Linked DNA regions of Homo sapiens: region 1 is linked to region 2. Evidence: chromatin contacts called from ENCODE Hi-C or POLR2A ChIA-PET data. All regions are on one chromosome and are shown on one strand. The core of a region is the stretch at or near the end of the contact, and the rest is flanking DNA. Distances in the headings are between cores, read along the strand shown. Region 1 holds the start of TNFAIP2 (TNF alpha induced protein 2). Region 2 holds the start of LINC00605 (long intergenic non-protein coding RNA 605).

What was found. A loop is a pair of places that touch in the nucleus more often than their neighbours do. ChIA-PET counts read pairs that join two places held with the same protein, here RNA polymerase II (POLR2A). Pooled maps may share reads with other maps.
Region 1: a map of heart left ventricle shows a loop between it and region 2 (2.3-fold over the local background). The contact joins the promoter of TNFAIP2 here to the promoter of LINC00605 in region 2. A Hi-C loop is called at or near these places in 7 of 168 maps with a recorded cell type or tissue (Caco-2, PC-9, body of pancreas and 4 more) and 11 of 50 pooled maps. POLR2A ChIA-PET finds 5 or more read pairs at or near these places in 4 of 52 experiments (AG04450, H1, HEK293 and 1 more).

What each region holds. Positions count from the first base shown.
Region 1 is chr14:103,120,390-103,126,027 of GRCh38, forward strand. TNFAIP2 (TNF alpha induced protein 2) reads left to right here and starts at 3,072. Exons shown (of 12, transcript NM_006291.4): 1 at 3,072-3,562. It overlaps LINC00677 (long intergenic non-protein coding RNA 677), which reads right to left and starts at 2,520. Exons shown (of 2, transcript NR_138038.1): 1 at 2,220-2,520; 2 at 460-642. RefSeq lists enhancers at 2,003-2,535, 2,536-3,069 and silencers at 2,734-3,013, 3,314-3,363.
Region 2 is chr14:103,184,139-103,190,277 of GRCh38, forward strand. LINC00605 (long intergenic non-protein coding RNA 605) reads right to left here and starts at 4,890. Exons shown (of 3, transcript NR_033938.1): 1 at 4,454-4,890; 2 at 4,239-4,309; 3 at 3,083-4,132. It also overlaps the pseudogene GCSHP2. RefSeq lists a silencer at 4,959-5,008.

The DNA of each region.
Region 1 (5,638 bases), core at 1,822-4,321, 66 kb before region 2:
CTTAACCTGCCAGGCTCAGGTGGTTCTCCCACCTCAGCCTCCCAAGTAGCTGGGGCTACAGGTGCACCCCATCACACCTGGCTAATTGTTTGTATTTTTGGTGGAGACAGGGTCTCACTATGTTGCCCAGGTTGATCTTGAGTTCCAGAGCTCAAGCGATCCACCCGCCTGGGCCTCCCAAAGTGCTGGGATTACAGGCATGAGCCACCACACCTGGTATACACACCCATGTTTTATAGCAGCACTGTACACAGCAGCCAAGAGGTAGCAGCAATCCCAGTGTGCACAGAGAGATGAATGAATGCACAGTGTAGCCCATCCATACAATGGAATATGATTCAGCCTCAAAAAGGAAGGGAATTCTGATACCTGCTACCACATGAATGAATCTTGAAGGCATTATGCTGAGTGAAATAAACCTGACAACGCCCTCCTGGCAGATGCAGACACAAAAGGATAAACGCTGTGTGACTCTATTTATTTGCAGTACATAGAATAGTCAAGACCACAGAGACGAAAGGTAGAATGGCGGTTGCCAGGGCCCGGAGGAGAGGGAAAGAGGAGTTAGTGCATAGTGGGTAGAGTTTCCGTTTTGCCAGGTGACGATTTCTGCAGGTGGAGGGTGCTGTTGGTTGCACGACCCTGTGAATATACTTAATGCCACTGAACTGTGCACTTAAAAGATTATAAATTGCATTATGTATATTGTACCATAATAATTTTTAAACAGTCAGCTGTCATTGCTCTGGCAGACAGAAGGGAGGGAACATCCCATGTGTCGTAGCCTCTGAGGCCCTGGGTTGCGTGCGAGGAGCTGACCGTGGCTCCTGGCCAGGTGCTGGCACACTCGCCTTCTAGGCTAAATGGAGAGGTCATTGCCAGTCTGCTCCTGTCTGCTGCCCTCCCCACCAGGCAGAGCCCCCTGCTCACTGCCCCTGGCCTGTGCCCTGGGGAGCTGGGGAATGGGACAGCCGCTGGCCACTGGTCACAAACATCGCCACCCAGCATGTGATGCTGGCTTCCTGCTGGGGAGGAGCCGTAGGCTGGCCTTTGGCTCCTCTGGAAGTGCCTGGCCTCTTGGGAACTGCTTTCTGCATCTGCGAGAAGAGGGTAAGGACTGCTCCTGCCCTATGGGCCCCATTGGCTGTCATCCCTTGGGCCTCCATGCTGCCCCATTTTCAGAAGACTTTCCTTGTCTTGAGGACTTCACGTATGTTACCATTGACCCTCATGCCTGAGCTTAGAGAGGGGAAGTGACTGGTGCAGACACAAGTCCAAGGCAGCAGCCTCGTTTCCCAATCCCCAGCCGGTGCTCTGGGCGGGCCACTGCCGTCAGTGGGGGACAAGGGTGGCAGCCCCGCCTCAGCCCTGCAAAGCCCGTGGAGACCAGGGGCTGCCTTCGAGGGGACAGTGGGGCCTAAGGCCTGACAACGCCCTCCTGGCAGATGCAGACTTCCCGAGCAATTTCCCGATCTGCTTGGGAATGGGAGGGGGGGTGAGGGGGTGGGGTGGGGGAACAGAGTCTGGCAGGAGAGGCTTGTGGGGATTGCACAATGAGGCCACAGCAGCCAGCCGTGAAGGCAGCCACCGGCCAGGGCCCCTCAGCCCGTATCCTCATCGCCCCTGTGTGGATGAACTCCATCTGCGCGGTGCCGGTGGAAGGACCCTCCCAGCCCCGGGACACCGCGGCTCTGTGGACTCATCTGAAAAATGTCATCCCTGGAGTCCTAGGAGAGAAGGGGTGGGGTTGGCAGCCTTAACGCCCCATCCTGCATCCTGGCGGCCTCCCGCATCCGCTCCCCCACAGGTTCCCCAGAGACAGGATGATGGATGGCAATCCGAGTGCAAACCTGGCGCTTGGCCAGCACTCTGGAAGAGGAAGTTCTCAGTTCCCAGGGCACCTGAACCCACAGCCGCCCCCACTCCGCTGGCCCCCCTGGTCCTGGAAGACCTGTTACTAGGCTGCAGAAGGGGTGGCGGAGTGATCAGGGGGCGGGGAAAGAGGCCAAACAAAAGAGGGGAGGAGCAGAGGCCCCAGTGAGGCAGGAGGGAAGCCCCTGCCCAGCGGGAAATTCCTAAATGTCTGGGTCCTTTCCAGAGGGCAGGAATTCCTAGCCTAGAGTGTGAAATAAGGAAGGAAGTGAATCTCCAGTGGGTTCCCTTCACAGCCCCTTTCCATCCTCCCCACATGCCCCACCCCCACATCTCCCAAAACAAACCCTGAGAGACGGTGTGGATGGGGAGACAGGCCTGGAAACGGAGGCCTGCGCTGAATGGGCAAAGCCGGGTTGATGATCCAGACGAGGCCCTGGAGTCTGGGCCTTGGGCCCCTCCCCTTCTGCCTGCTCCGGCAGCCTGTGGGTCCAGCCCCAGCCCCAGAGGGGGAAAGGCTCCAGTGGGAGTCCCATAGGCCTGGCTAGGAACCCCACTCCGCTACTTAAAGTGGTGTGAGCCGGGTCAGCCACTTCACCTTTCCGCATTTACGCATTTCAAGCAAGGCTTGACGACCGGAGGGGCTCAAGGCCCTGTGCACAGCCGCGCGGCCAGCACTCTGGCCAGCCTTGTAGCCCCCTTCCCCTTAGGGGGCCTCCTTCAGGAAGCCCCCGTCCCCTGCCTCCTTGTGGCCACGGTGACACCGGAACACTTCAGAGGGGCGGCTGGGGAGTTGGGGTGGGACGGGCTCTCCCGCAGCTGGAGCCGGTGTGTGACGCGGGAACGCGGCCAAGCGCGCCCCATCCAGGCGGCCTATCAGGAGCCGTCGTCGGACAATGGCTCCGCGCCTGACAACCCCGTCGTCCCCGTGCCGTCCCCCGAACTCCACATACCATGCGACGCGCGGCCAGCCCCCCGCCCCTGCCCGGCTGCTGGGAGGAAGTGACAGCGCCCCGCATCCCCCGCTGGGCAGGCCGGGCGCGCCCAGCCCCTGGGACGCAGGGACACAGCCGGGCCGCGCTGGGCCTTGGCCTCCGCCCGCGGGTTTTCCGCGGTTGCGGCGGGGCGGGGAAGGAGGGGCGGGCGGGGCGGGGCTGACTCTGCGACTATTTCAGGCCTTGCGGAACCCGGGCCAGGACAGTGGCGGCCAGGCCGGGACACGGTAAGTGACCTCCGCTTCCACACGTCCATTCCCCGCCGCTCCGCGCGGCTTCTCGCCCGCCCCTACCCCGAGGCCAGGCCGGATTCCCCGAGGAAAGAGCCTGTCGCCGCGGCGGGGACAGGAGGGGGCTGGACGCTTCCAGGGAAACTGAGGCCCTGGCGCGCCCAGCGTCCGCGCGTCCGGGCGCAGAGGGGCCAAGGCTGGCTGAGGGCCCGGGCCTGCCAGAGGCAGGGAGGGCGGGGCTGGGGCAGGCGCAGGGGTCTCCCCTCCATTACAGCAGAAAGGCCCCAGGTCCGGCGTGACTCCCCGGCCGGGCGACACAGGCCGAGTCACTTCCTCGCCCGTGCCCGGGTGTCCTCATCGGGGGATGGGTGCGCCTTCCACATCCTGCCCAGGACTGAAGGAGCCGGGCCCAGCGAGCTCCCGGGAGGTGTGTGGACATCAGCCCTGACGGGGAAGGCGAGCCAGGTCAGTGGACCTGAGGAGAGGCCGGGCAGCAGGAGGCTGGGGGGCGCTGTTGAGCCACTGGCTGTGACCCCTCTACGAGCCTCCCAGCAGGCCCCTTCCTGCCTCAGTGGGCCCAACCAGCGGCAAGGCTCAAAGGAACGCCCCTCCTCCCCTTCTTCCTTTCTGGCTGCACCGGCTCGCTGCTGCCTGCAGGACAGACTCAGGACACAGGAGACTCACCCCCACTGAGGCCCAGCTAGGCGCCCAGCACTTGGCTGTGCGGTTTGGCCACATCCCCTCAGCAGCACTGTGGGGTGGGGGTCCTCATCCCCTTTTCAAAGACGGGGAAACGGCGGCTTGTGAAGGAAGGAGGTGTGCAGTCCACACACTAGTGAGAAGTGTGCTGAGCCCACACCGAAAGCGTTTCTCTTTCCATGGCACCAGCTGCCTCGGAGAGCGGAGACCTGGGGCGAGGCCCAGGGGGCTGCAGCAGGACCTTCAGGCGCTCTGGGTTTCGTGTCACAGAGGGGAGAAGGCGGTGATGCTGTGGGGGTCCTGCGGGAGCTGTGCCTGGAGGTGGGACAGAGCCTAGTACATGTGGGGTGGGACAGGGAAGGCTGAGGTGAGGCTGGCAGGGAGCATTGCTGGTAAGGGCCACCCTCCCCCACCCCAGGAGAATGGCAGAGGTGGGGCCTGGGCACCCAGGGTGGGGCTGAGTGGCCCTGCCAGACAGACCAGCTCCCGCGGGTGCTAGGCATGCACCTGAGAGGGGCTGGGAAGCGAAGTTGGGGCACCGGGTGGGGAGCAGAGGTGCCCCATGGCCTTGCCCCTGGGGCTCCCTGGAGCATGCCCCTCTTGGTCCTGGAGTGGAATGCTCAACCCAAATGGCACTAGGGAGGCCAGTGCCATCCAGGAGTGTGGGACTCTGCCCAGGGCACTGGGTGAGCATGGCAGGGGCTGGGGGTGGGAGGAGCCCAGGCTTCCTGTCCCTCAGGTGGCTCTGGCCAAGCCCCTCCAGGATGGGGACAGGGTAGTGGGGCTGGTGGAGGCAGCGGGGCCATGGGAAGAGTCGGATGGGCCCAGTCTGAGCCTCCATGGCTGCTGTGCTTGGGGCAAACACCTCCTACTCAGCCTCAGTTTCTCCTTCTGGATGGTGGATCATCCTGCCTGCCTTGCAGGGCTGTTTCAGGGGTCACTTGAAGTTACCATGATACATGAGACAAGGCTGCATGCATTTAGTCTTGGGGTGGGGCAGACAGGTGGCATCAAGGTTACAGGTCACCCCAGTTCTTGGGGAGGCCCAGCCCCTGCCTGCTTCCCCCTTTCAGATCAGCCATGCTCTTCTCCAGTGGACCTGGCCTTGCTCTGACAATGGTCAGGTGCTGGGCAGGGACTCTGGGGAAGCTCGGGTCTTGCCTCTCTGGATGTAGCTTGCAGGATAGCTGGGGATGTGGAGGCAGGGGAAAGCTGGGCTCTGGGACCGGGTGGCCTGAGTTCCAAGCCCAAGCTATTGACTATAGGGACAGTTTAAGCCGAAATAACACCCTTCCAGATGAGAGAAAGGAAGAGATGGGATGGGCACCCAGGAAGGCTGCAGAAACTGGAAGCCTTTGTGATGATGCTACGATCCCATTTGGGAGGGGGTGGGAGCCAGGAAGCCTGGGTTCTGGACCCGAGTTGCTGTGTGACTTCAGGCCGCCCTGTGACTTGCTGAGCCCCTTGCCCCAGTGATGTGTGAAAGGCTGTCTGAGGTCCCACCCACTGTGGCTTCTGTAGATCCTGGTCAGGCTCTGCCCCTTTCATGGCCCAGCTGGAGCAGCTGTGTTTCTGTGACCCCACCGCTGGATCAGAACTGGACAAGATGGCAGAGGGGCTGGGTCTGGGCAGGAGGAGGCTGGGTTCCAGTCTCAGGCCGGTTCTGGTGTTCTAGACCCCGGCATGTCCCAGACCTTTCTGGACCTCTGTTCCTGCTCTGTCCAAAGGGACAGAGCCCATGCCCCGCCTCTTCCCTAGGGTCCCGTGGGATCCAGGGAGGTGTCCATTGCCTGCTTCCTGCCCAGAGGGTGGGCTGGCAGGGAAGGATTTGCCCAAGTAAAG
Region 2 (6,139 bases), core at 3,640-6,139:
CAAAAACAAAAACAAACAGTGACCAAAGTGCAGCGTGGAGACCCTCTGCACCCCTCCCTACGAACATGGCACTGAGTGGCGCAGTGTGGGTGGGCTGTGGGCTGCAGCTTGAGCGGGGCCTTGGCACCTGCCATGCCTCACCGGCTGAGGCCTTGGTGGCTGGGGATGGGCACGGTTTGTGCGTGGAACCCGCCCTGCTCTCGGTGCATGAATTCTCGGGGAAACGTGGTTGGAGAACAACAAGAAATGGTATGGGAACCGTGGGAATCAGGCATTTTGCACAGGAAGTATTGGGAGATGTTTTTACTGTAGTCTGCCTGAAGCTGGGACAAAATTGAACAAACAAGATGAATTTGGTGCTTTGGAAAGTGTGAAAGCTGTTCATGAACTCCATTCTCCTTTATCAGGAGAAGTAACTGAAATTAATGAAGCTCTTGCAGAAAATACAGAACTTATTGACAAATCTTGTTATAAAAATGTTTGGCCGATCAAGATGACACTGAGTAACTCTTCAGAACTAGGTGAACTTGGCCGGGCGCAGTGGCTCACACCTGTAATCCCAGCACTTTGAGAGGCTGAGGCAGGTGGATAATCTGAGGTTAGGAGTTTGAGACCAGCCTGGCCAACGTGGCGAAACCCCATCTCCACTAAAATACAAAATTTAGCTGGGCGTGGTGGCAGTTGCCTGTAATCCCAGCTACTCAGGAGGCTGAGGCAAGAGAATCACTTGAACCCAGGAGGCAGAGGTTGCAGTGAGCCAAGATCATGCCACTGCACTCCAGCCTGGGCAACAAGAGCAAAACTGTCTCAAAAAAAAAAAAAAAAAAAAAAAAAAAAGAACTAGATGAACTTATGAGTGAAGAAGCTTATAAAAAATACGGAAAAATCTATTGAGGAGTGAAAATAACCCCTAAATAAACTAGTATGAAATAATTTAAAATATAAAAATAAAAAACAAAATTAATAAAGTAAAAAACAAGTCTTATGCCTGATATATGAACCACACCAAAAGTTCACCAAATTGCACGATGCCGTAATCAGAGACAATCAAACCACAAACCAAGAGGAGCAGTTGACGTTTTCCCTGCTAAAAACAGCTGTTCCAGCAGCCATGGTGCCTGTAGTCCCAGCTACTTGGAAGGCCGAGGCGAGAGGAGTTAAACTTCAGCCTGGGCAACATGATGAGACCTCACTATTTAAAAACAAAAATTGAAAAAGAAACCTAAAAAAGCAGGTTTTCCGAAGACGTTGTTATAAGGCTCCATATAATAATGAGACTCTCACCCTCTCAATGCCATTCTTCATTTGGCAGGATAATGCTATAATTAAAATTTCACAATAAGTAACTGCTATAGGTAACTTGAGAAAACCTGACCTAAAAAAAAAAAAAAAAGAAATCCTTTTAGTCCACCTAGTGGGCAAATTTGGCATTTTCCCTAACACAGTTTTTTGTTCAAATTGTACTGGTGGTCCCTTTTATAAACCTGGCGTTCACAAAGTAGTGATTAATTCGATCCTGTATGAAATACTTCTCAGTGGCTATCACAGGCCTGGCCCAGTCTCCTCCATGGCCTTTTGTTTAATTTGTTGCCCTTAGGCTGGGGCTGTTAGTTCAAAACCACTTCTACGAACTAAGTTTATTATATTGTTGCCAATTTTTTCATTATAATTTTTAAATGTTGTTCTTAGTGCCTGTCTAATCTCAACGAAGCCAACTCTCCTAACAGGATAATACTTGCTCAACACCTCCAGATAATGACTAATGCCTACAAAGCAGATGAAATAAAATGTAATACTGGACTCCAGATGAAACTGCTTTGAGGCCAGGTGCAGTGGTTCACGCCTGCAACCCCAGCACTTTGGGAGGCTGAGGCGGGCAGATCACCTGAAGTCAGGAGTTCAAGACCAGCCTGGCCGACATGGTGAAACCCTGTCTCTACAAAAAAAAAAAAAAAAGAGAGAGAGAGAGAGAGAGGAAAAAAATCAGCTGGGGGTGGTGGCGCATGCCTGTAATTCCAGCTATTCAGGAGGCTGAGGCAGAAGAATCGCATGAAACCAGGAGGCAGAGGTTGCAGTGAGCCAAGATAGTGCCACTGCACTCCAGCCTGGACTACAAGAGCAAAACTACATCTCAAAAAGGAAAGAAAGAAAGAAAGAAAAAAAGTAACTGCTTTGAGACATTTTTTCCTTCTGGCCTCGTTATTACACAAATGTGGCCCAGGTTGCTGACTTAGACCCCGCCATGTTCCCTCCAATGTGGGACAGAGACAGCTGGCACAAGCCCATTACAGCCCCAGGGACAGATAAGCCTGGCTGCAGAACGGCTGGTTAGCGATGCTTTCAGAGAAATATCTTGATCAAAAGAGAAAAATGTAAAGCTAATCACACAAATTGGGTCATTCTTGTCCCACCCAACCAAGGGTCAAGAGGCCAGCGGGAAGGAGCACTCAGGGCACATAGAATTTCTCCAAGAATGTCATTCTCTGTAAGACCGGCTGCTGAAACTGCTGCCACCTGAAACCAGTTTACCTAATGCCTACTAAACAACCTGCTGACACGACTCGTTTTACCCTCTGCCCTCACTCATCAGTCGGAGCTTGCCAGCTCCCCAAACTCACCAGTGCCAATGAGCTTTCTTAAAGAGCAGTAGTAATATTTCTCCTCTTTATAAAACCTCCAGCCTTTCTTCATTCTTTGGACATCCTAAAGACCACTCACGCTACAGATATCCACAAATTACACTTCTTTCCCCAAATAAAACATTTTAATTTTGAGGATTCATCTCTGTATTTAACTTCGACACTGATAACAGGGAAATACGCAGCAAAGACACCTCAACCCCCAGGGGTCCCCTTCTAAGCACTCCCTCCCCCAGTCAGCCCAGACTTCCTAGGGGCGGGGAATGGCTGGGCAGCTCCACCTGTGACAATGGACTCTGCCCCGTCCCTGATCGAAATGACTGACAGCAAGCTCTCCTTCAGGCCTGGCCTCCCCGGAGTTCTCACTTAGCAAATGGCTTTCTAATGAGAGCACAGGAATTTGTCCCTATGTGTGGACTGACAATGAATAAAAGAAGCAGAAATCCATGGTGAACTTTATTTCAGCGAATAGAGGACAAAGATCAGCGACAGCTCCTGTGGGATTCGGGAGATTTGTCAGCCACGTAGGCATAGAAGATGGGAAAATGGGATCCACTTTTTTCCCCTTTGGGGCCAACCTGGCAATTTGTGTGCAAAGCACAGGAATTCCACACAAGGAATTTGGCGTAATAGAAGTAATTAGGGCTGGGCGTGCTGCCTCATGCCTGTAATTCCAGCACTTTGGGAGGCCAATGCAGGAGGATTGCTTGAGCCCAGGAGTTGAAGACCAGCCTGGGTACCATAGCAAGATCCTATCTCTACCAAAACAAAACAAAACAAAACAAATTAGCTGGGTGTAGTAGTGTACACCTGTCTAAAAAAAAAATGTAATTAGTAACAGGAATGCTCCAAACTCAGGAAAAAAAACAAAACAATATTTTTAAACTGCTAAGAAGACCAAAAATTATTTCAAAACCATGAGGTAAAATGACAGAGGTCCTGGTGAGGAGAGGACTTTATCAAGGGTGTAATGGAAGACGCTGGGCATGATTCACATGTTGTGGAGACCCCTGGAGAAGGGGGGCTAGAGTCAGGCAGGGGTGTGAGTGACCCAGGCACAGAAGTGGGGCAGGAGGGACTTGGGACCCTCCTTCTGAAGCTCCCCAGGAGGCTCCTCCTTTTACCTGCCCTTGATCCTGGAGTCCTCTCTGCCAGAGACAGGAGGCCACATGGTTCTCACCACCAGGCTAGTGGACAAATCCCTTTGTTTCCAGGGTGGGCCTGGAAGGGATTAGGTTACTTTCTGGTCCACACCAGAGGCTCCCCTAGAAGGCAGACAGCCCCAGGGACTGACTCAGGGACCCAGAGGCTGGGATGGGGGAGGCCAGGGAGTGAGGCCAGGGCAGGCAGCTGTGGGGGCTGGGCTGGGGAGAGGAAACAGTACTGGGGCAGAGGGGACGCCTGTAATCCCAGCACTTTGGGAGGCCGAGGTGGGAGGCTCATTTCAGCTGAGGAGTTCAAGACCAGCCTGGGCAACATAGCGAGAACGGTTCCTGGGGGAAAAAAAAAAAAGAAAAAAAGCATGAAATACAATGTGTCTATATTGAAATCTGTACTGTAATTGAGATGAAATACTGTGGAAAAACTCAAGGAATTTACCTAAATGCTCCGCAATCTAATTCCAAATACCAATGGTAATTCTCAATACCTAATTAGGAAAACATCACAACCTGCATTTGAAGAAAAGAGTAACGTTCAACTTCTAACGAGGCGTGCGATCATTTCGGCACTTGGAACATGAAACAAAGTCAAAACATTTTCAGGCAAGGTGAATTGCTGATCAAGTATCAGATGTCCAGGTCTGCTCCCCTTACCGTTGCGATTGATTCACCACTACATCTCTTCTGAAAGTACCACACGGTGTGGAATCCTCAACTTAAGTACAAAACACGACGAAACTGATTAGGAAAATCCATTTGTCAACTGTGGGAGGCTCTGGATGTGTAGAGTACCTAGACTGTGGTAACCCCTCCACCCTGCGTGCCTCCATCACATCATCCAGCTGTTCACCTTAAATAAATACAATTTCTATCCATCAATTACACCGCAATAGAGCTGGGGGCCATTTTTTAAAAACTTCCTCTGGCATGCAGCAATTGATAAGAACTTGCAAAGCTGAGAAGGCACCGATTTAAAACTCGCGCCAACGCGGCTGCGCGCCTTGTCCTCCGCCCAGGAACCCTGGAGGCCACGGCCTCGCCCGGCTCCTGCGCTGGCACTGGACGTCCCGCCGGCTGTACCTGGCGCCCCGTGGCCTCGCTCCCGACCGCTGCCCCGCAGAGGCCTCCCGACCGCCGAGGCCCTCGCCACGCCCGGGTGCCCCCAGGGGGCGCCGGCTTCCACCCACAGAGCTCCCCAGGCCTGGGCGGGCGCAGGGAGGGCGCGACCGGGGCGCACCCGCGCGGGAACTTGGCAGAGACTCGCGGGACGTGGCGGGGGCGCCTCAGGAAACGCGCCGCGGGGCTGCGGGGTCGAGGGGAGGGGACTAGTGTGCAGGGGCCACCCTCTCCCCAGCCCCGCCCCCCGAGTCCAGCTCCGCCCCTGATGCGTACCTGGCGGGACTGGGTCCCAGGGGCTCTCCGCGCTCCTTCTGGGGGCGCCACGTCCGGACCTTGTCCCCTGCTGAGGACTACCTCGCGGGCCGGGCGGGGTGAAGGGCGCTGTTAAGAAGGACAGTCCCGGGGAATGAGGGGCGAGGGGGAGAACGGGGTCGCCGGGTCGGGAGAAGATGACAGACGGGGCAGAGTAGAGGCTGCAGAGGGTCGCCCGGAGAGCGCGGGGGTCCCCCCACCAGCATCCCGTCGCCGCTTCCCGTCTGACCCCACCCGCTCCCCGTCCCCGCTTCCCGTCTGACCCCACCCGCTCCCCGTCCTCGCTTCCCGTCGGACCCCACCCGCTCCCCGTCCCCGCTTCCCGTCGGACCCCAGGGCAGGTGGGAACGAAGAAGTGAGTTGGGTCCCCGCTGTGGGCCCTCGCCCTCTCAAGCCGGGCCGTCTCCAGGGCTTCAGGTTGGGGAACGGGCTCCTGTGGCCTCCAGCAGGCTCTTCCACTCGGGGCCTGGGTTTCAACTCAGTCCTCTCCCACCACCTTTTCCATGTGTCTTCAACGCCCTTCTTCAGCCGGGGTGACCCGAACTGCCCAGAGGGCTTGCAGCCTTCAGGGACGCAGTTTCCAGTTTCTGGGCGCCCATATGGACACTCCCCTGAAGCCCGCCTCCCCTTCCCCTGGGAGCAGGGGCCTTGCAGGTTCTCCCACCGCTCACCTTGCACTTGCTTCCTCCGCCTGTACAGGGAAAGGCCCACCCAGCTCAACCCAAAGGCCCAGGGCCCCTTGGTGGAAAACCCCAAGGGGGACAAACAAAAGACCTCTGCAATCTGGTTTAGAGTAGACAAAGCTTCCCTTAAGCAAGTGATCTGTTAGGTTTTGTGTCCCCACCCAAATCTCGTCTGGAATTGTAATCCCCATAATCCCCACGTGTCAAGGGGGAGACCAGATGGAGG